Regions from separate parts of the Homo sapiens genome. Here regions 1 and 3 are each linked to region 2. A link is a loop called in an ENCODE intact Hi-C map of the cell type or tissue named here. Cell type or tissue: endothelial cell of umbilical vein. All regions are shown on one strand.

Region 1 (8,000 bases), 130 kb before region 2:
ATGAGAAAAAAACAAGTTTGTAAGCAAAAACAAGGGTTGCCAGATAGAATAGACTTGGGATATTTCTCTCAATAATGAGGTCTAGTCAGTGTCCATGTCAAGCTGGTAAGGTCCTTGGCCTCTCATTTGGAGAGATGCCGCCATTTCCCATGCATGTATCTGCTTTTCCTGTCTTGGCTATGCTTCTTTTCAGATCCACATGATCTTTCATTGGATATGTTAACCCAGTGGGATTATAAACCAGTCCTACTGGCATGGTCCTGCTGGCTTGATAGTTGGTCTGCTCTTCAGGTTACATTGGATGAGATACTGAGGACTGCTCATTGCTGACATTTCATAAAGTTCTTTTAGGGACACCTTTCTGTAATTTCCACAGGCTGGCAAGATGTGCATTCAGAGTTGAGATGTTGAAGGGATGCCCAGCAGAGATATCCAGCAGGTAGCCAGAAATGCAAGACCTAGCATTAAATGGAGAGAAATTGAGAACAGAAATCAAGACTGCAAATCATCCCCATAGAAGTAATAAGTTAATTTTTAGAGTAGAATGGCTAGACGATATGGATTTTCTCTCAATATCTTAAATTTTATTTACCGTAGCCTTAGTTTGAAAGAAAAATAATTAAATTCATCTAAAACATTTATATTTTAGAATGGATTATTCTGACAAATATGTCAACATGTTTTTTTGGTAGATTATAGATGTTTTAAAACACTTTTCATTAGCACTGCAAAATTACATTTTAACTGCCTCAAATTACTAAAATCATTTTAGCATTTAAGATATTCAGAATTTAATTTTTTTGAAAGTCACTGCCTCAAAGATAGGAAAATAATTAGAAGGTGCACAGAATATAATTTTAGAATTTTATTTTGTAAAATTTGAATTCAGGGTAAATTTTTGGTTCTACTATACCATTATTAGGAAATATATGAAAATACCGCTAAAATGTAAATGTATTTAACATTGAAAGAGTTTGGGACTTATATTTTTATTGATTCTCTTATTCTGTATGTTTCTCTGTTCCATTTTATTCTATAGAAGTGCCAGAAAAATCCATGTGTTATAGACAATCAGTTTCTGTATAAGCCCATTTCTTCTGATTCTGCCATCTGGAGCAACAAAATTCATTCATTTCCTATTCAATACATTTTCAAATATTTGGAGTTATAGAATCTAAGTAATAAAAATCTTTAATGATCATCCAAACTGCTGCTTTGTAGATGAGGGGACAGCAATGTATTGAGATGATAATTTACCTAAAGTCATATTCCCAGGTGGTGGCAGCAGTGGTACTAGAACCTGTCTATCAACACGGTCTCTACAATACAGGCTGGGCAATTGTTTCTTACATTGCAGCCATACAGCAGATTGAATGAGATGCTAGGCTTTTACATAAGGCAGACCTGCCGGTAGGTTTTACCTTCCCCATTTGTGAACTCATGATCTTGGATGAGAGTGAGTATTTCTAATCCTCAGTTCTTCATCTGTAAATTGCAATAATACTTACCTTATGTGGTTGTTGTAAGGATTAAATGAGATAATACATGTAAATTGCATAGCACCATGTCTGGTATATAAAACACATTCAGTAAATGTTTGCTATTATTATTTCCGAATGGTTTTTTCCTTCTCAAAGGCAAGCATTCCTGTTTCTTTCCACTTTTTCTCATATATATTTTGAGAATTTCATACCATTCTGATTATCCTCTCTAGATACATATTTTTCTTGAAATGTTACACTAAAGCTCAAATTCAGTTTATTTAGCTCAGGGGCAGAGCAGGATATAAGTATCTTCAAGCTATTGGCAATGATTATAAAGTATTTTATAACAATGAATATTATAATTATTATAAAATTCTCTGTGGAATCTCCTACATTTTCCATCCTACTTTTTTCCTTTCTCTACTTGCATTTTTTCCCCTTCCTCCAATAGCCCTCATAAAGGAAAACACGTACACATTATATGGTGGAAAAAAATTTTTAAACTATAGTGCAATACAAGCTTTAGTGTCCTATGAAATTGAATACATGTAATCAAGGTAGAAACACTCATCAAATTCCTTTAGGTCTACTCACTGGTGATCATCAGTTTGTGATTTTCTGTCCTTAATTCTGGACCGGTTAAATTCCTGATCTATCTCATTAAACACTGCCTTCGGTGTCAATATTTTGATTGGTGGTAAATGCTAGTTATAACTATATTCCCCAATTATCGTGGTCTTAGACAAAGTGAAAAATGATTGTTAAATGATAATTATTCCTCCTAAAACTTCCAAGTAAAATTTCATCTGAGGATATGATTTTGTGTGGGTGTTACTTTCAGAGTAGTGGTGTTTGGAGTGGATTGTAATTTTATTCTCTTTCCAATTGACGCTAGAACATAAAGCTGACATTTGAATTTGCCCCAGAAGTTGATGATCATTCTAATTTGATAAACCATATAAATGGAAGTTCACATGCTTCCTCCAAGTACAGGGGTTATCTGTGATGTCTAATTAATCACTTCTCACTAACAGAATTGTTTCTTCGTGCCAGGCCTCTCTGTGGAGTAGAGCTGGCCTCCAAGATAACAGAGGGTTCTCAGCCTGATGGGCTGGGTCTGGAGGTAACTCCCAACCTCCAGCAGCCTTGCTGGAATAAGCACATTCCACCATCATTACTACTGCAGATTCTGTTCCCAACAACCTGACCCTGAACTTCCTTAGCATGTCCTTAGCATGTGTATGTTCTTTCTGCTTGTTGTGTCATTATTCTTATTTTCAGAAGCAACATGATAGTAATAATAGATAACTGGACTGACAAATCGTTGGAGAATTAGTTCCACTTGTGGCCTTGCTGGCTTCTAAACTGTACAACATATGATAAATCACTTGATCTTTCTGTTCCTAGTCTTCCTCTGCGAAACCAAGGCGATCATGATTCTCTGAGAGGCCACGTAAACTATTTTTTAAAGATATGAATTGTGAAACAAAGTGCCTCAAAGTGCCTAGATTTGAACACTGGTTCCATAGCTTAAGAGATCTGTGTGATCTCAGGCAAGTTGCTTACCCTCCTATCTATGGAAGAGAGATTAAAGATACCAGTTATCTCTTACCATTGTGTGAAGATTAAGTTAATATATTAAAGTGCTTAGAACAGTGTCCGGCACAAAGTTATCACTCAAACACTAGCCGTTGTTTTTTCAGTGGTAAAGGCTCTCAAAGACAAAAGGAGATGGTAGATAAGAGTGAGAGAGGGGCTCTGAGCACCTCTAGCACGAAAGCCTTCCTTTATATTTGCCTGGCCAACAAGATGGTGAGCTCTTGGTGGCCAGGCGCTGGGCCATGTGTGTGCTACACAGCACCAGTACCCAGGGACCCCCAGGAGATGGGTGAGCAGATGAGTCTTTCCTAAATGGACCAAAGAAAAATACCCAACACTCCTTATTTTCTTTTTTTTGTTTTTGTTTTTGCTAAAGGACTGAAGGTTTGTAATTATTCAAGTCTTTTTTCTCATCCCCTTATGTTGCTTCTGTTGATGACTTTCACAGTCTTCTCGTTCTACCTTTGACTAATTGTTGCTGGCTCTCCCTGCTAATGTTTTGAGGTATTTATCTGGCCTGCCTCTGCTTCCCTGTGAAATATCAGGAAGGCTTTGTGACTCTACAGTGAATTATAGCTCTGCTTCTTAGCCTCAGCTCACCAATATTTTCTGGATAGCATGAGATTACTAGGGCATCCCATGGTAGGGTGGAATCATGGAATCATGGAATGAGGATATGCTGATGATGAAGAAAAGTTGTCTAGGTGAGACCTAGTTTCGGATTGTTGCTGCTTTTTGTTTGTGTGATGTGAAGGCAGTTGCTTGTTTTTCCTTCTTCAAAATGGTGGTATGTCACATGGTTTGGAACTGATTAAATGTAATAATATAGTAATCTGAAGCACCTAGCATAGCACCTGACATACAATAGACACATTAAATATTAGTTCCCTTCCTTTTAGAAGACAACCTGGTAGAAGTGAGCGCTGGCTTTGCTAATGATATGAATTTCATTTGTTTGCATTTATCCTTCTGAGTTACCAAGCAGTTTTTGCTGCGGAAGGAAGGTTGTGTCTTTTAGCCAGCAGGTGGCAATCAAATTAAAGCTAAAAGTTCACCTCATTATAACAGGTAAAAACGTTGCCTTTTTTCATATTAATACTTGATGGAAGTGGCAGGTGAATGACAGACATTTGGCACTGAAGTGGAGTCACCCCTGACGAAGGCATTTTTAACACGAGGCCCTAGATACGGAAGATTAGTTTTCCTAAAGCTGCTTTTGATTTCAGTACCTGCGTATCATTGTCATACACCTTCTTAGAGGTTTGTCAGAGGAATCATCTAGATTTATGCAACACTGTGTTTAAAATAATGAATCTATTCACTTGATTTGGCAGTTTAAAAAAGCAGAGTAAAAAGTGAAGTCATCAGTTGATAAAATAGAATTGTTAGAATAATACTATTTCATATTCGGTCTGGTTTTACGTGAATTTTTGTTGTTGTCTCACTGAATTTGTGTGTGATTTTTAAACAAAGAACACCCTTTGACTGAAAGGTATAAGCAGGGAAGAACTCTGTAAACTCCATTTTTGAGTCTTAAGGTTTTTTGTTTGTTTGTTTTTGAGATGGAGTCTTGCTCTGTCACCAGGCTGGAGTGCAGTGGCGCAATCTCGGCTCACTGCAACCTCCGCCTCCTGTGTTTAAGCGATTCTCCTGCCTGAGCCTTTCAAGTAGCTGGGATTACAAGCACGCACCACCAGGCCCAGCTAATTTTTGTATTTTTAGTAGAGACGGGGTTTCACCATGTTAGTCAGGATGGTCTCGATCGATCTCTTGACCTCGTGATCCGCCTGACTCGGCCTCCCAAAGTGTTGGGATTACAGGCGTGAGCCACTGCGCCCGGCCAGTTTTTAATCTATAAAGTGAGGATAATGTCATTTTCCTCTCTTTTTGCAAGGATTAAAATAGATGATAAATGAAAAGCACTTAGTATGGTGCGTGGCACACAGTAAGCAATCATAATAAATGATACCATTTGGATAACTTATATTATTATCAAAGAATCACTGAAGATGGAAGGGAGCTGAGAGCTCATATGGTCTAATCAGCCCTTTCATTGTTTAGGACATGGAGACAGAGAAAAGTTAACTTGCACAGAGCTAATTAGTATCCATATCAGTTCTGGAACCCAAAATTCCTGAAGCTGCTGGTCTTTTTCACACTGCTACCCCTGAATTATTAGTTCTGGCTGGAGGTGGATGGTATGAAGGCATGGCTGTCAGGGACTAGAGTGACCCTCTTTTTATGGACGGTAGGCAAGGCAGTGGGAAGACCACGTACTATGATGACTGCATTTAGATGAGGTGTCGTGACTGATCCGCTGTCACATGATATATGCTGCTGACATCCTTTGAGATAAAGTCAACTCTAAACAGTAAAGATAAACTCCTAATACTAGCTTCCTTTTCCAAAGCCAAGTCTCTACTAGGCTGCCTCTGTCTTAACGGGAAGACCATACACATTAGCCGTTGTACTTCATGAAGTTCAGCATCATGTGATGATCAGGAATGACTAATCATCAGCACCACTGTGCGATTTTCAGGGTAAAAAAAAGTTACTAGCATTCACTTGCTAAAGCTGCTACCCTGTAGCTTTCTTTCTTTCTTTTTTTTTTTTTTTTTTTTTTTGAGATGGAGTCTCGCTCTGTCGCCCAGGCTGGAGTGCAGTGGTGCGATCTCGGCTCACTGCAAGCTCTGCCTCCCGGGTTCACGCCGTTCTCCTGCCTCAGCCTCCTAAGTAGCTGGGACTACAGGCGCCCGCCACCATGTCTGGCTAATTTTTTTTGTATTTTTAGTAGAGACGAGATTTCACCATGTTAGCCAGGATGGTCTCCATCTCCTCACCTCGTGATCTGCCCGCCTCGGCCTCCCAAAGTGCTGGGATTACAGGCGTGAGCCGCTGTGCCTAGCCCCCTGTAGCTTTCTCAATGATTTGCAATTTCCTATAGAAGGCCGCTCAAGGAGTAGGAGGCCAGGGGAGCAAACATTTTTCCCCCATTTGTTTTGCTGCTTAGTACTCTTGACTGTCCAGTATCTCCAGAGGTCAGGAGTTTTGGGACACTGTTCTTTGAATCAGTTGGCGACTGTCATCATCATACCTATATGACCTGCCCATGTACAAAGTGTGGTCCATCACACTGCCAGTGAAATTTGCGCCATAGATATATACCATAGACCCATCATGTGGGAGCTTAAAGGTGTGCGGGGGTCCCCAGGAGCAGCACAACCCCTCATTTTACAAATCAGAAAATTCAGCGCGATGTCACTGGCCCATCACATCTTGAAGGACCACAGTGGTTTTTGCCTTTCTTTTTTTATGCCAGTAGTTACACCTGGTAAAGATAATACTTCGGTTGTCCCAGTTCTAGTTGAAAATGTTCAACACCCAACAGAAACATAGTTGGTGGTAGTTCAAAGCTACAAGCAAAAGGCTTATGTTCTCCATGCACGTGTGTATATTCTGGGACAAATTAGTCCCTTCCTTTCTGGGATTTCTTTTCCCATTTCAGGGATCTCCTTGACTCGCGTCTTTGTTACATTGATAAGGGCTTGAATTTACCACATTTCCTGGGACCAGTACCTTGGGGGAGCGATTAAAATAAAATCTGAGGCCCAAGGGGATATTTCAAGTATAAGGAGAAGAGAGATTTGGGTGGGTGGCATATAATTGCCTTCTCAGAGATGCTCAACTCATACCAAATAGATGGCTGCTCTGACCCCTAGAAACCTGAAGAAAAGATCCTGATTACAGGTCTGTTTCTAGACCAGATACATGCAGCAAGAATGTACAAGGGATGTTTCCGGCCCTGGAATAATTTCAAGGAGCTAAGTTAATAATGTCTCCAGTGTCTAGGATTTATAAAGCAAAGATCTTCTAAAATTAGATACTTGTAATTTATAATTAGGCTAAATTATGGTTGTTGATTAGTGATTAAAGTAGTGGTTTAATGCTGTGCTGTAGAGAATCAAGGACTTCATATTCTTCTCTTGGTGCAATTTTATCATGTATTCTGAAGCTCAATAAGATAAAGACAGGTTGTGACTATTGAGAAATCAGTCATTGCTAATCTGACAGTGGTTCTGGTTTCTTTAGGAGAGGGGAGGTAAAAGCATAGAGTGAAAATGATTATTTTTCCTTGCAATTTCAGAATTTATAGTTGATGTTACTTTTCCTTCACAGGTGATATAGGGTTGTATTAATAACTGATTCAGTGCAACAGCTTATTCTTACCACAGACTTCCAGCATTTATTAACCAGATAACTATTCTAGCAAGGATTTAAAGCTACCTTATTTCTTGATTTTGCTGTTCTCAGGATTGACACTGACCCATCCACCTCCTTTGTGGGGATGCAGAGCTCTCGAGGCATTTACTCGTGTCCTTGGGCAGATCAGTGGCTTTTACTTTGGCACTTCGGCATATTTGCTCAACAAATGCTAATGAATGACTGTGTGCCAGATGGCATATTGAGAGTAGGGAAATGGATGGAACTTCCTGCCCTCAGGAAACAGAATCCTATGGAGTCTGTGTGCATATGTGTATGTGTGTGCACAGCAGAGGAAAGGGGGTTATCGGAAGTATAAATAACTTCAGTATAGCACAATAGTAGAATAAAGAGTGAGACACATTCCATGTCAACATGTTATAGGTGTCATACCTTGAAGTGTTTTTCATACTTCAGGTAATTGGGCCTTTCTAGAGAGTGTCTAAGGGAGATCTAAATTAATAACCAGTTCTTTCCCATGAGAAATGAAGGCTGTCACTTTTTTAAAATGTTAGGCTATTGTATGTGTTTTAGCAGTGCATGTTTAACTAAAAATAGCTAAAAGAACAGCCTCATACCCCTCTTATGGTGAGACAGAGTACAGAGAGTACTCTGAAAGTAAGCAAGCTGGCAAGTGCTTTGCTACTTAGTGGACTC
Region 2 (8,000 bases):
TCAGCAAGGGCTGGGCTAACATCTCGTTAATTTTATGTCAACTCTCTCTCTTATTCTCTAGTATTCTGATAGTAGTATTTTGAGTAACGTTATTACATATGCACACCACAATTAAAACGGTTTATTACCTAATGTCTGTAATTTATGCTCATAAAGAAAGAGATACACTGGTCCCTGAACAATTATTCTGGTCTCTGTGGAACAAAATTAAATATTTTTTCCAAACTTCAATTAATCTTTTGTCCTCATTTGAGAACATGTTGTTTTATATAACTTTATGCTTGGATTACAATTTAACTTCCTGAGCACTGTACTAGAAATTAGATACATAAATCTCATTGTTAGATATTAAAGCTCTGTCCTTAATTTGTTTCAAAGTTTCAAGGTCTATATAGCAGTTATACTTGATTCAAAAGCAACCTGTTAGCACTTACAGGAATTTTTTTTTCCAGAAATTCTTTGGAAGATAGATACTTTTTTTCCTTTTTCCATTTTAGTATAGTATATTTGGCCTTTTTAGGGTAGGGATTTTAGGCTAACTCTGAAAAAATGATTCTTTTAATAGTTAAGAATTTAGAAACAAAAGCCAGATAGACCTGTAATTAAATTCTTTCTCAGGATTTGTTAGCTGTATGACCACCAGGAAGTTACTTACATTCTCCAAACATTGTTTTCTGATCTGTAAAATGGAGGTAATTACAGCATCTGTCTCCAAGTTAGGATTAAGTAATCTCTATCGTGCTTCATAAACTGCCTCATTCATAGAGAACATTGAATACCTGTGCAGTTATAGTTACTGTTGTTCTAGAACAAAAGAAGAAGGCAAAAGAAAAATCTGAAGCCTTAAGTCATGTTAGAGTAGGGTGACCTCAGCTGCATTTGCCTTTTGGAGAAGGTAGTTTCAGAGGACAATGAGTGTCTGCAATAGGGGTGGGTGTACGTGGCATCAAGCTGAGCATAACCTAACCTGTTCTGATGAAAAGTTTCTTTTCATTCATTTTAAAAAAAATTCTCAGCTGGGTATGGTGGCTTACACCTGTGTAATCCTAGCACTTTGGAAGGATGAGGTGGAAGTGTTTCTTGAACTCAAGAGTTCAAGACCAGCCTGGGCAACATTGCGAGAATTTGCCTCTATGAAAAATCAAAAAAATTAGCCAGGCATGGTGGCATGCACCTGTGGTCCCAGCTACTCTGGAGACTGAGGCAGGAGGATCACTTGAGCCGAGGAGTTTGAGGCTGTAGTGAGCTATGATCTCTCACTGCACACCAGCCTGGGCAACAGAGTGAGACCTGGTCTCAAAAAAAAAAAAAAGAAAGATTCTCTTTGGTCTTTCCTCATTTCCCCGCTTTCTCTATCACAATATTCCCTCACCTCTCTTTTCTTTTCTCTTTTCTTTTCTCTTTTCTTCTCTCTTTTCTCTCTTCTCTCTTTTCTCTTTTCTCTTTTCTCTCTTCTCTTCTCTTCTCTTTTCCTTTTTTGAGAGAGGGTTTCTCTCTGTTGCCTAGGCTGGACTCAGACTCCTAAGCTCAGATGATCCTCCCACCGATCTGGGACTACAGGTGTACACCACCATGCCCAGTGCCTGGGACTACAGGTATGCACCACCATACCCAGTGCCTGGCTCATTCTTTATAAGTTCCACATCAGCCAGATATTGATTGCCTTAAAGAAATGAGACTGAAGTTGAATGACCCTTTTTGAGGGAATTTTTAAAAATCTCTACATAGGAAAGTACAGCATTTCCTGAAATAAGCAAATGTTTGTATGATGTTTTACATTACTTTTCAGCTCTCCATGACTCCCATAGGCCAGAGGTCTGACACTTCCCCACTCCTCTCTCTGCTCCCTAGTTCAGCTATGTGCCATCTCTGCTTCATTCCCCAGCACCATGGTCCTTAGTAGAAGCAAATTTCCATCTCAGGGAGCATCAACCAAATGGAGAAGCTTTGGTAACAGGGCCTGCTGGATGTGATTAGTTGACTGTGCTTATACACAACTTGTTTTTTCAATGAAATAAAAATTGCATATGCTACAGTGCTTTAATCTTTTATCTTCATATATGACACAAATCTCAAAGAGTCATTTCTGTTTCAGGCCCTTCTTGAATTTCTCCAAAGAGTAATAGATAATAAAGAAAAAAATAAAATGACAGTCATGAATGTAGCAATGGTCATGGCCCCGAATCTCTTTATGTGTCATGCATTGGGATTGAAGTCCAGTGAACAGCGAGAATTTGTAATGGCAGCTGGGACAGCAAATACCATGCACTTATTGATTAAGTACCAAAAACTTCTGTGGACAGTAAGTATATATCATATGCTTTGGTCTTAGTAGTTTAAAAAACAAATTGCATGTTTGTTATTAGCTTTATTAATTTACATTTAAAATTTGTGAGTGCAGAAAATATTAAAAACATTTTATTCATATAGGTAAGGAGGGCCCTGTGAATTTCTGTTTTAAAATTATGTCAAAACATGCCTTGTAAGAAGTACTTTTTATTTACTTCTGCCTATTTTCCCATTTCTCAGTGTTTAGGCCTGCTGTATTTTTAAAAGCCCATGCTATCTTGGTTTCAGATTATTCAGTTCTTTTTCATAGACCCTTTATTGAAAGGGATGCATGCATTTTGTACCCTTATTAACTGAGAACATCTTCAAAAATGGTTTCCTCTGTTTTACACTTATTTTGAGCTTGTTTTGACAGCTTATCAGAGGATGGAAGTGGATGAGAGGCTTCGTTGATTAGGTGCTCATTTTCCAATGAAATTTATAATTTTTCAGGAGGCATCTTATAAGCATTTAGGAAAAAATGACCTAAAGGAATTCCAAGCAAAATTATAATATTGAATATTTCAATCTCTTATTTGAGGAGCTTCCAAACATTAATTTGTTAAAAAGACAGAGTGATGATATTTAGATCCTGAAGTCTTTATTTTTATAATCCATAAAAAGACAACTGATGTAGATGATTTCAAATGTGTTTTTTTAATAAAAAATTAATGTCCATTTATTAAATCTCAATGTTTGAAATGTCAAAATTATTTCATGGTTACATTTTGATACCTTAAAATATTTTGTTTTTGCTAATGTGATTTCTTAGGATAAATTTGTTCTGGATTTTTGCTAGCTACCTATCAGCTCTTGTTTCTTGGGGAGTTCTTTCTCTCATGACAGCAGCGGCTAGCTGGTTATTAGAAGGGGACTTGAGGTTAGCTAGCAGGGCTGTAGGTAGGAGGCTGCAAAAGGAAAGACCTACGGAGGTGGCTTCTACTGCTCGTCACCTCAGGGGGTCTCCAGTCTGGCATAGAAAACGGCCACTATGTCCTTGAACTTCACAAAGCCTCTTTTGGAACCTTCCACAGTGGGTGGCAAATTATACCACGTGGATGCCCTGTACACCTGGTAAGTGAATAATATGAAGTATTTTCTTTTCACAGATTTAATGAATAGTGCATGTAAAATGGCAGTCTTATCAAAAAGAGAAACTCTTTACTGTTTTTGAAATTTAAAAAAATATAATTTTTTTTTGTAGTTTAAAATGGTGGCATTTCTTTTTCCTCTCTAAGCTTAATTCCTTTTCTCTATAGATTCCCAAGTTTATTGTAAACCAAGTGAGGAAGCAAAACACGGAAAATCATAAAAAGGATAAAAGAGCCATGAAGAAATTGCTGAAGAAAATGGCTTATGACCGAGAAAAATATGAAAAGCAAGATAAGAGTACAAATGATGTAAGAAAATAGTGGAGATATGTATTTATTCAGATCTTAAGTATTTTTTTAATACCAAAATTTTTTATTTAATGTTTTCATAGTATGACTTTCTGCCACTTATTAGGCTGTGGTGCTACTTGTAAGTGAAAGACATCAGTAACTGTCTTCCTACTACTGCTGCTAATGATCAGTATTGACAGTTGGTCAGGTGTTGGTGACTCAGCATGTGAGTTGTTAATGGGGAACAAAGGAAGATATCAAGACAAGACTGAACACACACACACACACACACCCCTACACCCCTACCCCTACCTCTACCTCTCGTGCGGAGACTCTAGTCGCCTACTGAATATATAATCTATAGTGAGTAAATAACATCATGTGAACCACTGACATTTTTTTCTAAATTTTTCTCATCTGTAGAATGGGGAAAAATAACTAATCCAGATGGACAAATAGGTTAATGTTTGTGTTGTGCCTAGGATTATTCCTGGACTTTAATAAGTATTTGAAGGTTCTCAATTTGATCAGAAGAATTTTGAGAGCTAAATTGGAAAGAAAAAAATTAAGATGTTTCAAAAAAGAAATACCTAAATATCTGTATTTATAAACTACTGTAAGAGTATATTAAGAACTGGGTTTACAATAATAAAATATACATGGATATACATTTATGAAGTAAGTTACCAAAGCTGTAGCGTAAGTTCATGAAATGAAAGGGTTTCTATTGTTCTATTTAAGTGAATCCACCTCCTCCCTACTACCACCACCATTGAAGTTGTTCAGTTACATGCTGACATCTTGTGGAATAATGTGAAAATGCAGTTATCTGCCTTTGTCTGAATTTTCGGTTTTGGCCTGCTTATGGATCCAGTAATCATAAAAACGAAGTTTTTCTCTTAGATTTATTTATAGCTCTCACTCTTAAAAAATGATACTTTCTTGGCATTGTAAAACATTTTAAATCAAGTTTTAAATATCTTTAAAAACATAAAGAGAAGTTGTAAATATGCTTATTTTTTTAGAAAGGCCTTGATATTATCCTAAAGGCTTTTAGAAAGCCTTTTTTTTTGGCATTTGGTTAACTTTAGAATGTTCTGTTACCTCTAAGACCATTGTAAATATGTGAATTAAGTCTGTTTTGTAGCCCTTCTTATTCATATTAAGTGACTTTATAGTCTTGTCTTTTTATAGGGCATTTAGCTGTGATATTCTGAAGCTCAGGATCTACTTAAGGAAACATTTGGGGTGTACCTTTTAAATAATATTTAGAAAAACTGAAACGTTTACTTTTTGGAAATGGAATATTTTAGTAATTTTGTCATTTATGGAAAAAAAAGCATTAACTTCTTTAGTTTGCACTTTGGCATAGTTAGACATGATCTGGTCTGAGAATGATCTCTGTACTATTTAAAAACTGTATTGTCATTTTAAAGCTTGGGATTTAAATATCAGTTTCATCACATATTAGCTGTAACTTTACCTCTTTGAGTTTTTTTTTTTCTTTCCTTATGTGAAATTCAGTTACTCATCAACAAAATGCTATTGCCACCTTGGTGCTAGGCCCCCACTTTATGTTAGGTGTTCCCAGGGAGTCAGGGAGCTGGGTGCTCACCCTCGAGGAGCCAGGAGAAGGCATATAGAAGGGATGTAGCTCAGAGGTATGTGATTGAAGCCTGACCAGGGTACCGTAATCTACAAAACAGGAAGTAAGCATGAGAGAGGCTTCACTGGGGAGTCAAGCTGAGATGTGAAAAATAAATCAGTGTTGTTCAGGTGTCACTAGAGAAGAGCCATCTAACCTGCAGTGGAAGCTTTCTGACATCACAGCCCATGGTGGAGGTCTGTTTGGCCTGTCATTTTGGTAGAAAAATTCTCATCTCCAGCCTGGCCAAGACAGTGGAACCTCATCTCTGCTAAAAATATAAAAATTGGCTGGACGTGGTAGCACACACCTGTAGTCCAGCTACTTGAGAAGCTAAGGCAGGAGAATCGCTTGAACCTGGGAGGCAGTGAGCCAAGATTGCGCCACTGCACTCCAGTTTGGGTGACAGAGTGAGACTTCATCTCAAAAAAAAAAAAAAATTCTAATCAATAGCCAAAATTTAAAAAAAAAATTATGCCATTTTATTAGGGAGAGTAAATAGACACACAAAGCAATTACAGAACAAGTAGAGGTGCAAGCTAAGTTCAAATACTGTGGATATGTGGTAAGTTACTAAGTAACAAGAGTTTTTTGCATGTTGCTTCCAACTGGCAACTGCCAGAATTCTAAAGCTAAAACATTTAATGTGAAAGTTTGAACCACCGTCTTAATGACAAATGGATGTTGGGGCATCCCTCATCTTCTGGCAGTAAGAGGCCTGCTTTCCATCAGGGTAGCAATTCCCTGGATTTGAGTAGGAGCCGTTCCTTTTGCATGGAACATGGACCATCTACTTTGCTGTAAGCCATGCCCCCTCCTTCATTCTGTCTGGTTGCTGTAGTTTCTTGACTCTCCTCCAAATCATTTAAATATGCAATATGAAACTATAGGGCATGAAATTGCCTGGGGGTAGCTTTTGTCATTTGTTAAACAGTTACTTGATATGTGCCTACTGTGTGCCAGGAATTACTGGGTACTTGAAATATAAATTATTGGACAAAACATACAAAGATCACTGCTCTTCCAGAGCTTAAATTCTAAAAATAAAAGTAAATCTAGGAAGTAATTCATATAATGTGTTAGTATGTGATTTATCCTCCAAAAGTAATAAAAACAACAGAACAAGGGGAATTGGGAAGGAGATCCCCTGGCACTATTAAGTTGAGATGGTCTGGATATTATTCATTTAAGCAAAGACAAGAAGAAGGGCAGGGAGTTGAGTTGTGTGTATATCTCAGGAAACTCAGTCCAGGCAGAAAGAATAGTCTGTGAAAAAACCTTAAGACAGGAACTTACCTTAAGGAGTGAGTGTAGCTGGAGTGAAGCCAGCAGAGGGAACGGTAGTGTGAAATGAGGTCAGAGGGGCAATGGGGCAAGATTGCATAGGGCCTTGTAGATAGACCATCATTAGAAATTTGGATTTACTCTGAGTGAAATGGGGGTTTGAAGCAAAGGCTTGAAAATCTATACTATGTTTTAAAATGATTCCTTAGGCTGTTGTGTTGAGAATAGACTAAAAGGGAGCAAAGAAAAATAGGGAGATCATTTGGGAGGTTCTTGTAATCCAGGTAAGAGATAATGGTGGTTCAGACCAGGGTATCAGCATCGGAAAGTGGAGAAATGGTTGGATTCTGGATTTTGTTTTGAAGTTAGAGCCATTGAGATTTCCTGATGGAAATCATGTAGGAGAACAAAAGAGGTCAAAAATGACTCTGATTTTTGGCCTGAGAAATTGGAAGGATGGTATTGCTTTCAATTTCATGATTTCAATTTAGGACATATTGAGTATGATGTCTATTGGACATTTAAGTGGGGATATTTGAAATGTTTGGAGAGAAAATCAGGTCATACTAACTGGCCACTTAGGTGCATAGAGAGACAGGGGCAGAGGGAAAGCAGGAGTGAGCCTTAAGAGAGATTGATAGCAAAGTTTCTATTCTGTGCATGACAGGGAACTGCTGAAAGGTGAAGGAAAGATTTGAGGGAGTGTAAGATTGGAGGGTAGGTAGGAGATGGTAGGTAATTTCCTTGTTGATGGGAGTATATAAATTGGTAGAGTTCTTCCAGAGAACAGCAGCATGTGGCAAAGTCCTGAAAGCCATGCTCTTCACTGGACTCAGATATTCCTCCAAAGAGAGTAATAGCATGAACATGCAAATATTTATGGTTAAGTTCATTGCCATTTTCTTACACTGACCAAAATTAGAGATAATCCAAAAGAACAGAGGTGGCTAGTTAAATACATTATGGCATATCTATACAGCGAAATACCATGAAAGTGTACAAATGTGTATCTTGACATTGAAGAGATTCGTAATATGTTACTATGTGATAAAAGAAGTTACGAGTCAGTGAATGGTGTAGTGCTATATTTTTAGGGGGTAATAGCTATGATTTTAATGCTTTGCAGAGGTCAGACACAATGCTAAACATTTTACAAATATTGTCTCGTAATATTTATGGTAGTCTAATTGGGGTGTATTATTGTCTAATTTTTTTCAGATGAGGAAAGTGAGAATTAGCAATCTTAAAGTTACTAAGGTTATCTAGATAGGAATTAGTGGAGCTGGAATTTGAAACCAAATCTATATGACTTTAAATCCATGGACTCTTCACCATTATTCTCTGTTTCTCCATAGATCACA
Region 3 (8,000 bases), 340 kb before region 2:
TCTTAGTGAAATTATGTAAACTCTCTGTGCTTCTGTTTCCTTATCTGCAAAATGGAAATGAGAGTTACAATGCCTACTCCAGGCAACACAGAATCTGTCTCAGTGCACCAAGTGTTGTGACGAGCTGTTGTGAAGAATGAAGTATTAACTAAGAACACACAAAATATTCAGATCAGTGTCCAGATTTGGGCAAACACTTGATAAATGTTAATTGTTATTTAAAAAGAGAAGACAGAAAAAGAAAAACACTAGTGCCCAGAGACAAGACTGCAGGTTGTCTCAGTTCTCACCTACCCCGTTTGTTGTACACTTGTGCACAATACTTTATCTTTGGAGGCTATCTCATACAAACTCTTATATAACCAGACTTCAGGTCATATCCAGGTCTCATGCTCTCTTTCACTCAGCTAGGACCATCCTACTACGTTATTCAGTTTCTTTTTCCTTCTTCCCTGCGAATTGCTGAGGTGATGAATCTCTCTTTCCCACTCATGTTTTCTCAGCACCAGGATGGCAACAGACACACAGATTTTTAATAGGTGGATGAATGAATGAATGGATGGATGATGGCGGTGTTTATATTGAAACCCTGAGTGCTGTCTCAAAATACTTTCATTCAAGATGGCTTGGTTCCTGAATTATATTTAAATGAATTTCATTTTATGAAATTGTACTGAATCTAGAGTAAAATTAAAATAGAACATACAAGAGAATCTTCTTTTAAGTGGGAAATTGGAAGTAAAAATATAAGGAAGATAAAGAATAAAAACACACGTTTTCCACAGAAAGACTGAACACCAAATGAATAACTTTTTCCCTCTTTAGTGTTTTGTTTCAGCATCATTATCCCACCATTTAGAGGATACGATGACTTATGGTCTTAAAATGAAGCAGTATATCATTAAAGCTTTATTTTCATGAAGATATTTTCTTCTAATTAAATTCAATACCATCCGGGGGAAGAATAGCTTATTCAACACAATACATAGAAATGCTTTTCCATGTCATAAAGAGCTCAAATAAAGGGTTCATGTTTTACTGTGAATCAAGGAAAAGCACACTCTGGTTTTACAGGCTTCTTTTGGCCAAGCATTTTCTCTTAAATGAGCAGTTTGGGCTTTATTTTACCAGTGAAGAAGAAGCCTAAAACTGTGATTAATTTACCATGGCTCAGATAAAACAGTATCAGAGAGATGAAATCAGTTTCTACCAAAAAAAAAAAAAATGTGATAGTGACCACAATTTCTTTAACTACTGTCACTGAAGCCTTCCTAAGCAAAAACAAGCAGATAAAGTACAACAAAAACTTATCACAAAAAATCCCCCCCAAAACAAGAACAACAGCAACAACAACAACAACAGCAACAACAAAACAAACCCTGAGATGCATTTAAATGATTGATGGTAAACTTCACCATGTTCCAGGGGGCTCTGCAATTTATTCGGCAAACCTTTAGGAAACCTCTGGAATGTATCAAGCATTGAGCTAAGCCTTGGAAATGTAAAGATGAAGAGAACACACAGGTGTTGCTTGCAAGTGAATCAAAGTCTAATAATTTTGGCAGATTTCTTCTAGCAATGTGCTCCAATAAGAAGCCTAAAGGGAAACACCTGTATGCATATGTACACACAGCTCTGTTTATTCCCTTAGAGACACATATTTGTTGGCTGCTGATTTAGTGAAAAGGAATGTAGTGAGGAAAAGTGCGTAAATAATTCATATATTTTTCTCCAGAAAGCTTTTATCCGGAATTCATATTTGAGAGTGACAAACTTTACCATTAGTGGAGTAGTGGTGTTAACAGTAGCAATAATTGAAACAATAGTTAGCAAGAGTGCAAGAAGTCTTATTGACTAAACTATTCTTAAAAATTTCAAAGCTCTATTTAAAACAAGCTCAGTTTTAAGATGATCAGGACATGGAGAGGAAAGCGTTTATGTAAATACATACAGAGGGAGGATCCAAAGTCAACAAAAGTCACGCCTCGTGCCCACATCTTGGTTGGTTTCTAATACCATTCTCAAATGAAATGAACCAGAACGTGAATAAATAGCTGATTCTAAGACTGGGGCAGGAAATATACAAGATGAGCTTGGAGCATCTTGTAGTGTCAGGAAGTAAAGAAGTGCTTCAAAACCAAAACGATGGGAGTGTGTCAAAGGGAAAGGAGAAGTCAACCTCAAGGAACACCCAATGGCCCAAACTAGAACAATTTGAGCATCAAGATAGATAGTGTAGTAACGGATTGTAATCCAAAGTATAAAATAAATATTCATGAGTTCTTCCAATATAAATAGCTGAATAAATAAACAAATGTGGAAAAGAGACAAATATACGGAATTCTGGGTAACTTATGCTCATAGTTCCTACTTAAGGAAGTGAGTATAGCTCTCTACCTACCTCTTAAGTGTGGGTTTTGCATAGTGACTTCCTTCCAAAGGGTATTACAGGCAAAGTGGGAAAAAGAGTAACTTTCCAATGGAGAAATCTGGAAAACATTACGTTGGCCAGATGATCAAGGTTAACAGAAGATCATGGTTATTAATAGTAACAGGTCATGTTGACAGTATGAATACTTGATGTTCTGTGAAGAGAATGGTACGTTACCTCTGTTGTCTTCCTTCCAAGTAACCAGAACCCCAGTCCAATCATGAGAAAAACATCTCACAATCCCATATTGAGGAACGGTCAACAAAATACCTGACTAATACTCTTCAAAACTGCCAAAGCCTTCAAAAATAAGGAAAATCGGAGAAATTGTCACAGCCAAGAGGAACACAAGAAGACATAATGTCTAAATGTAATATGCCATCCTGGAACAGAAAAAGAACATTAGATTAAAATTAAGCAAATCTGAATAGAGTACAAATTTTAATTAATAATAATGTATCAATGTTTGTTATTTAGTTATGACAAATGAGCCATGGTAATGTTAGATGCTAACATAGAAAATTGGGTACGGGGTATATGGAAATTCATTTCTTTGCAAATTTTCTGTGAATCTAAAACTGTACTAAAATTAATAATTTACTAAAAAAACGAATCAAATATCTAAAAGCAGCAAGAGTTGATACAGTTATTTCAATAAACGACAATACGTATGTAAATATTAAATAAACAAAATTGATACTCTATTTTGATTCTACTTACTATCTCACTACTAGATTGTGTAATGTGCTTCAGTTTAGTGTAAATCCCAAATATTTTGAAGTCTAAACGATAATATAATATTAACAATAAAAGTTCTTGAGGTACTCTTGTGTCTTTTCACCCAACTCTGCGCTTACCCCACTCACTAAACTAATTTCAGGAACTTTAGGCATTTTGAAAAGTTTTTTTAACCATATGGCTATTAAAGATGTTGTATATTGTTGTTTAAAATATACTTTCTGATGTGAATAATTCTTCTATTATCATATTTTCCCCATTTTTAAATGTAGTTGGTTGTTACTCTGTGTTACAGAAACAATGTTAGATTTCAAAACTTCCCTGTCTATACAGTGTAGTCACATTTTATGCAAATTTCAAATAGTGAAAAATAAACATATTAATAAAGTCTCAGTTTATGCACCAAAGTTTAAATAATCTTAATTCCTCAAATTAAACATTGATGAATCATGTTTAAAAGCTGACGGATCCAATACATTTTAAATTGTTTACACTATTACCACGTGGTGGCGCCATGTCAGCTGGTGAATGCAAAGCCTTGGCAAACCTTGGATTCCTCCTAAATTGCCTTGAGGAACTCTGACCTCGTCGGAAGAGCCGTCTATGTCCTGACTCTATCCTCCATTTTACAGGAGAGATAACTGAAGTCCACAGAGTGAAATTATTCCCCCACTTCCACACAGTCTGTTACTGAGCCAGGAATAGAGTGTACTTCCTATCACTTGGCTCTGTTCTCTCTGTCTCTCTCACTTTCTCTATGTGTGTGTATAGATATATACACAATATATAGTATACACATATTACACATATATAGTATATGCTTATATATACTATACATTTATGTAATATATAAATATATATTTACCTCATATAAGATATATAAATAATATAAATAAATATCATAAATATATAATATATGATAGGTATCTCTAATATATAAAAAATATATTTATGTAATACATATACAAAATTATATATAATATAGATACATAAGTATATAAGCAAAAGAAGTACATATACATTCATATATTTAATTTCCACAACAACAAATTTTATGGAGTAAAATGTACCTCTTAATGTCACTTTAAAGTTCATGCATATACATATCCAAAATATATTTATAAAATCTTGACTAAGTACAATTTTCCTTCTTTAGGTCCCTGTAACTTTCTATGCTGTGATTTTTGCTTAGCAAAATTTTTGTTGATACAACAAAATTTAGGAGCCATTAGAAAAATGAGTTAGAATCACACAGTTTTACTTAGAGGTATTTTCCCAAAGTATTGTTAAATGAAAATATAAAAAGCAAAAAAAATTTGTATTAGCATAATTGCATGTTTATAAACCAAATAATGACAAAATTAAAATATCCTGCAGAGTATGTACATAAATGTACAAGTCGTATAGAGGCATTTGAATGCAGTAAAAGTATGGAATAATTAATGTAAAGTTTATAATATGAGTTATCTTTGTAGGGGGAACAGGGAAGCCACATGAGGGGAAAAGTAGGAGAGACTAAGGAGAAAACCACATAAAAAGTGGAAAAACATTGCACACATACAAAATGCCTATATGTGATCACATTTATATAAAGTTATATTTATGTAAATATATATAAAATATATAAATTTAAATAGTTGGTTTTAAAGGTACTATAAATAAGGACACAAGAAAAAAGAAAATCTAGAAAAACTATTGATGGTAAAAAATGATAGTTAAGGTAGCAGGTACCTAATCTCCTAAAATAAAAATCTTTCTACAAAGCAATTAAAAATAAGACAAAAAACAATAACCTAATAGAAAAAAATGAGCTAACACCACAGCAGGTAGTTTACATAAGGAAAAACACAAATGGCTTTTACACATCTGTGAAGATGTGTAGTCTTATTCATAATCAGGCATATGAAAACTAAATCTGTAAGAAATTTTGTTTCAAATGCATCCTATTGGCAAAAAATTAATATTTTCTAAAGCCAAGTTTGGCAAAACTGTGAAGCAAGAGGACTCTTCTATACTGTTGATGAAAGCATACATTGGAACAGTTACGTTTGAAAGCAACTTGGCAATATGTAGTAAAGCTGAAGAATCCAAACCCTGTGACCCAGCAGGTCCCAGCAGGTCTGCTCCTATGTCGATGAAGAGATGTTTACAATGATGTTCATAGTAGCATTGTCACAAAGAGCAAAAATTGGAAACAGCCTAAATGGACCATCAATAGTAGAATAAATAAATGGTTATATATTCATTCAATGGATTACTGAGCAGTAGAAAGTGAATGAATCTGAGCTGCATAAATATCATGAGTGAATTATCACAAAATAATGTCGAGGACAAAAAGCACACTGCAGGATGAATACTTGCAATATGACACTATATGAAATTTAAAAACATGCCAACTACTTATATGCACACACATATACACAAATATATGTAATTTGGGAGTAAATAAATGTGTTGCAAGATCTACATAAATACCTGAAAATGATAAATGTTAAATTCAAGGTAGCAAATACTTCTGAAATAACGAGATAGAGAAATTCAACTAGGGAAGGGTATACAGTGGCTTTCATCTGATTGGTAATGCAATTTTTTTTGACAAATAGTATATCTTATATTACTTATTTCATATTTATGATAGATTTATTGTGTTTATAATCATAACACTATATTAGTTATACTCATATTTTTGTTAATATTATTTTATAGTATTTTTAAAAGATACTCAACCCCCTCATAAGAATAGTCCTTCTTGAAATGACAACAAGAAACTATTTTTCACCAATCAGAATGCTAAAGATAAACATTGTAATAATAAACCGTTCTGGCAAGAGTTCAGGGGCACAAGCACGTTCAGTAATTGTTGGGAGAGTACATTTGTAGAACTTTTAACTATGGGATGATTTGGCAATGTTTATCAAAATTAAACGCACATTTGTACCGTTTTACCCAACTCACTTAATAAAATTTTCTCTTTAAATACACTCCAGCAAGAACACAAAGGTATGTATACAATGCTGTTCATTGCAATGCTGTCTGTGATAGCAAAGGGGCAGGTAAGATAAATGTGCTTCATCCATGCAGGAATGTTATGCAGGATGCAGGACATTAAAAAAAATGTGGTACCCACTCGATAAACTGATATGAAATAGTGACTAGGGTAAATAGTAAAAAAAAAAGCGAGGTGAAGAACATTTGTTGGGTAGTCTAACTTTCTGTAACATGGGTTACCTGTACAATTTAGAACTGGGGCTTGGGTAGCGGAGGCCAAAGAGATGAATTTTTAAAAAATATTTCCATTCATGTGTTTTCAACCTTGTATCTCTTGTGTGCATTACCATTAAATAAACTTCAAAAGAAGCAAATAAAAGAATAAATAAGATTTAAAATGAAAATAAAAACAAGAGATGCAACTCCTACATTTAATTTCAAAGATAGTATTGTCACTGTAACTTTAGTATTTTAATGAAGTCACATTACTTGCTTTATATCCAAGGCCTAAGGCTTCAATTAATTTACGGGTAATCTATTGACCAAAAGAGGAAAGTCTCATTAAAAAGTAGCATTTGTTGAGAGGTCCTAGGCCCAAAGGAGGGGCTTTCTTACCAAGACAACACACTTCCAGTTCCTTCTCAGAAGGGGATTAGGGACCATGATGATAAATTTTAATAATTTAGGTGAGGTCTCACTATTAGAGTTTTAAAATCAATTAATTAAGCTGTATCCCTGTTTGTCCTAAAAAAATTTCAAACCAACTAACAAATGAGCACAAAATACAACATAATTCAGTGAATTAAAAACAAGTGAGAAAATGAGGCAAATATTCATTATTTTTTATTTCTCCTTGTAGCTCTTGTTAATTTTTGTTTTATATACTTTGAGGCCATGTAAATATTATAGGTACATATGAATTTAGAATTGTTAAACATTCCCAGTGAATTGAAGCTTTCTTGTTATTAATTCTACTACTGCCTTTTGGCTTAAAGTCTGTTATCATTGCTAGTACAGGCTGAGTACCCCTAATCTAAAATGCTCCAAAATCTTAAAGTTTTTTAGCACTGACATGACACCGCAAGTAGGAAATTCCACACCTGACCTCATGTGATGGGTCACAGTCAAAATGCAGTGAAAAGCTTGTTTCATGCACACAGTTATTAATAACATTGTACAAAATACAATGTGTATAAAGTGTATATGAAACAAATAAATTCTGTGTTTAGCTTCAGGTCCCATCCCCAAGATATCTCTTTATGTACATATAAATATTCCCCAATTCAAAAAAATCTGAAATTTGAAACACTTCTGGTCCCAAGCATTTTAGATAAGTGATAATCAACCCGTAGTAGAGTTACACCAATTTTCTTTTTATTTAATTTGTGTGATTTTTTTCCCATTCTTTCAACTTTTCTGTTTTGTTATATATAGGAAACTACATATGGTTGCTGTTTTCTTAATATACATTGCATTTATGAGGTATGTTGTTATTGTTTCTTAGTCCATTCTGGAAGTCCGAATTTTTTTTTAATATTCGGTCAATTACCTTCATTTAATTATTTATATTTGTATTTACTTTTGCCATCTTACCGTATACATTTGATTTGCTCACCTATTTTACATTTATTTTTTTCTCTCATTTATTGAAGCCCTAGGATAAACCCCTCTTGGTTATAGTGTATCATCCTTTACATGTATTTCAAGATTTGATTTACTTATATTTTAAAAATAATTTTGTGTCTACATACATGAAGAATATTGGTCTGTAATTTTTTTGTTTCTCTTTAATGTCCCCCTCCCTCCCCTTTCCTTCCTTTTCCTCTCCCTGTTCCTTCTTCCC

What was found. A loop is a pair of places that touch in the nucleus more often than their neighbours do. Peaks named below come from ENCODE experiments on the same cell type or tissue, not always from the same donor. Only the 100,000 strongest peaks of a DNase experiment are listed, where the experiment ranks them.
Region 1: it touches region 2 in a loop (11-fold over the local background); 90 of 110 quality-filtered maps call a loop at or near these places.
Region 3: a loop joins it to region 2, with 13 times the contacts of the local background. A loop is called at or near these places in 47 of 110 quality-filtered maps.

What each region holds. Positions count from the first base shown.
Region 1 is chr6:129,726,799-129,734,798 of GRCh38, reverse strand. No RefSeq gene overlaps it. Among named protein-coding and RNA genes, the nearest start is that of ARHGAP18, 21 kb to the right of the region's middle. In endothelial cell of umbilical vein, a CTCF peak has its summit at 4,107 (motif pointing right); a DNase peak (open chromatin) is centred at 4,088.
Region 2 is chr6:129,594,944-129,602,943 of GRCh38, reverse strand. ARHGAP18 (Rho GTPase activating protein 18) reads left to right here. Exons shown (of 15, transcript NM_033515.3): 11 at 2,096-2,302; 12 at 3,588-3,728. Among named protein-coding and RNA genes, the nearest start is that of ARHGAP18, 110 kb to the left of the region's middle. RefSeq lists an enhancer at 3,786-4,080. In endothelial cell of umbilical vein, a CTCF peak has its summit at 4,509 (motif pointing left); a DNase peak (open chromatin) is centred at 4,503; H3K27ac peaks cover 458 bases.
Region 3 is chr6:129,932,426-129,940,425 of GRCh38, reverse strand. It overlaps LOC105377999 (a long non-coding RNA gene), which reads right to left. Exons shown (of 8, transcript XR_942986.3): 6 at 2,702-2,814; 7 at 2,402-2,585. Among named protein-coding and RNA genes, the nearest start is that of TMEM244, 75 kb to the right of the region's middle. In endothelial cell of umbilical vein, a CTCF peak has its summit at 3,680 (motif pointing right); a DNase peak (open chromatin) is centred at 3,765.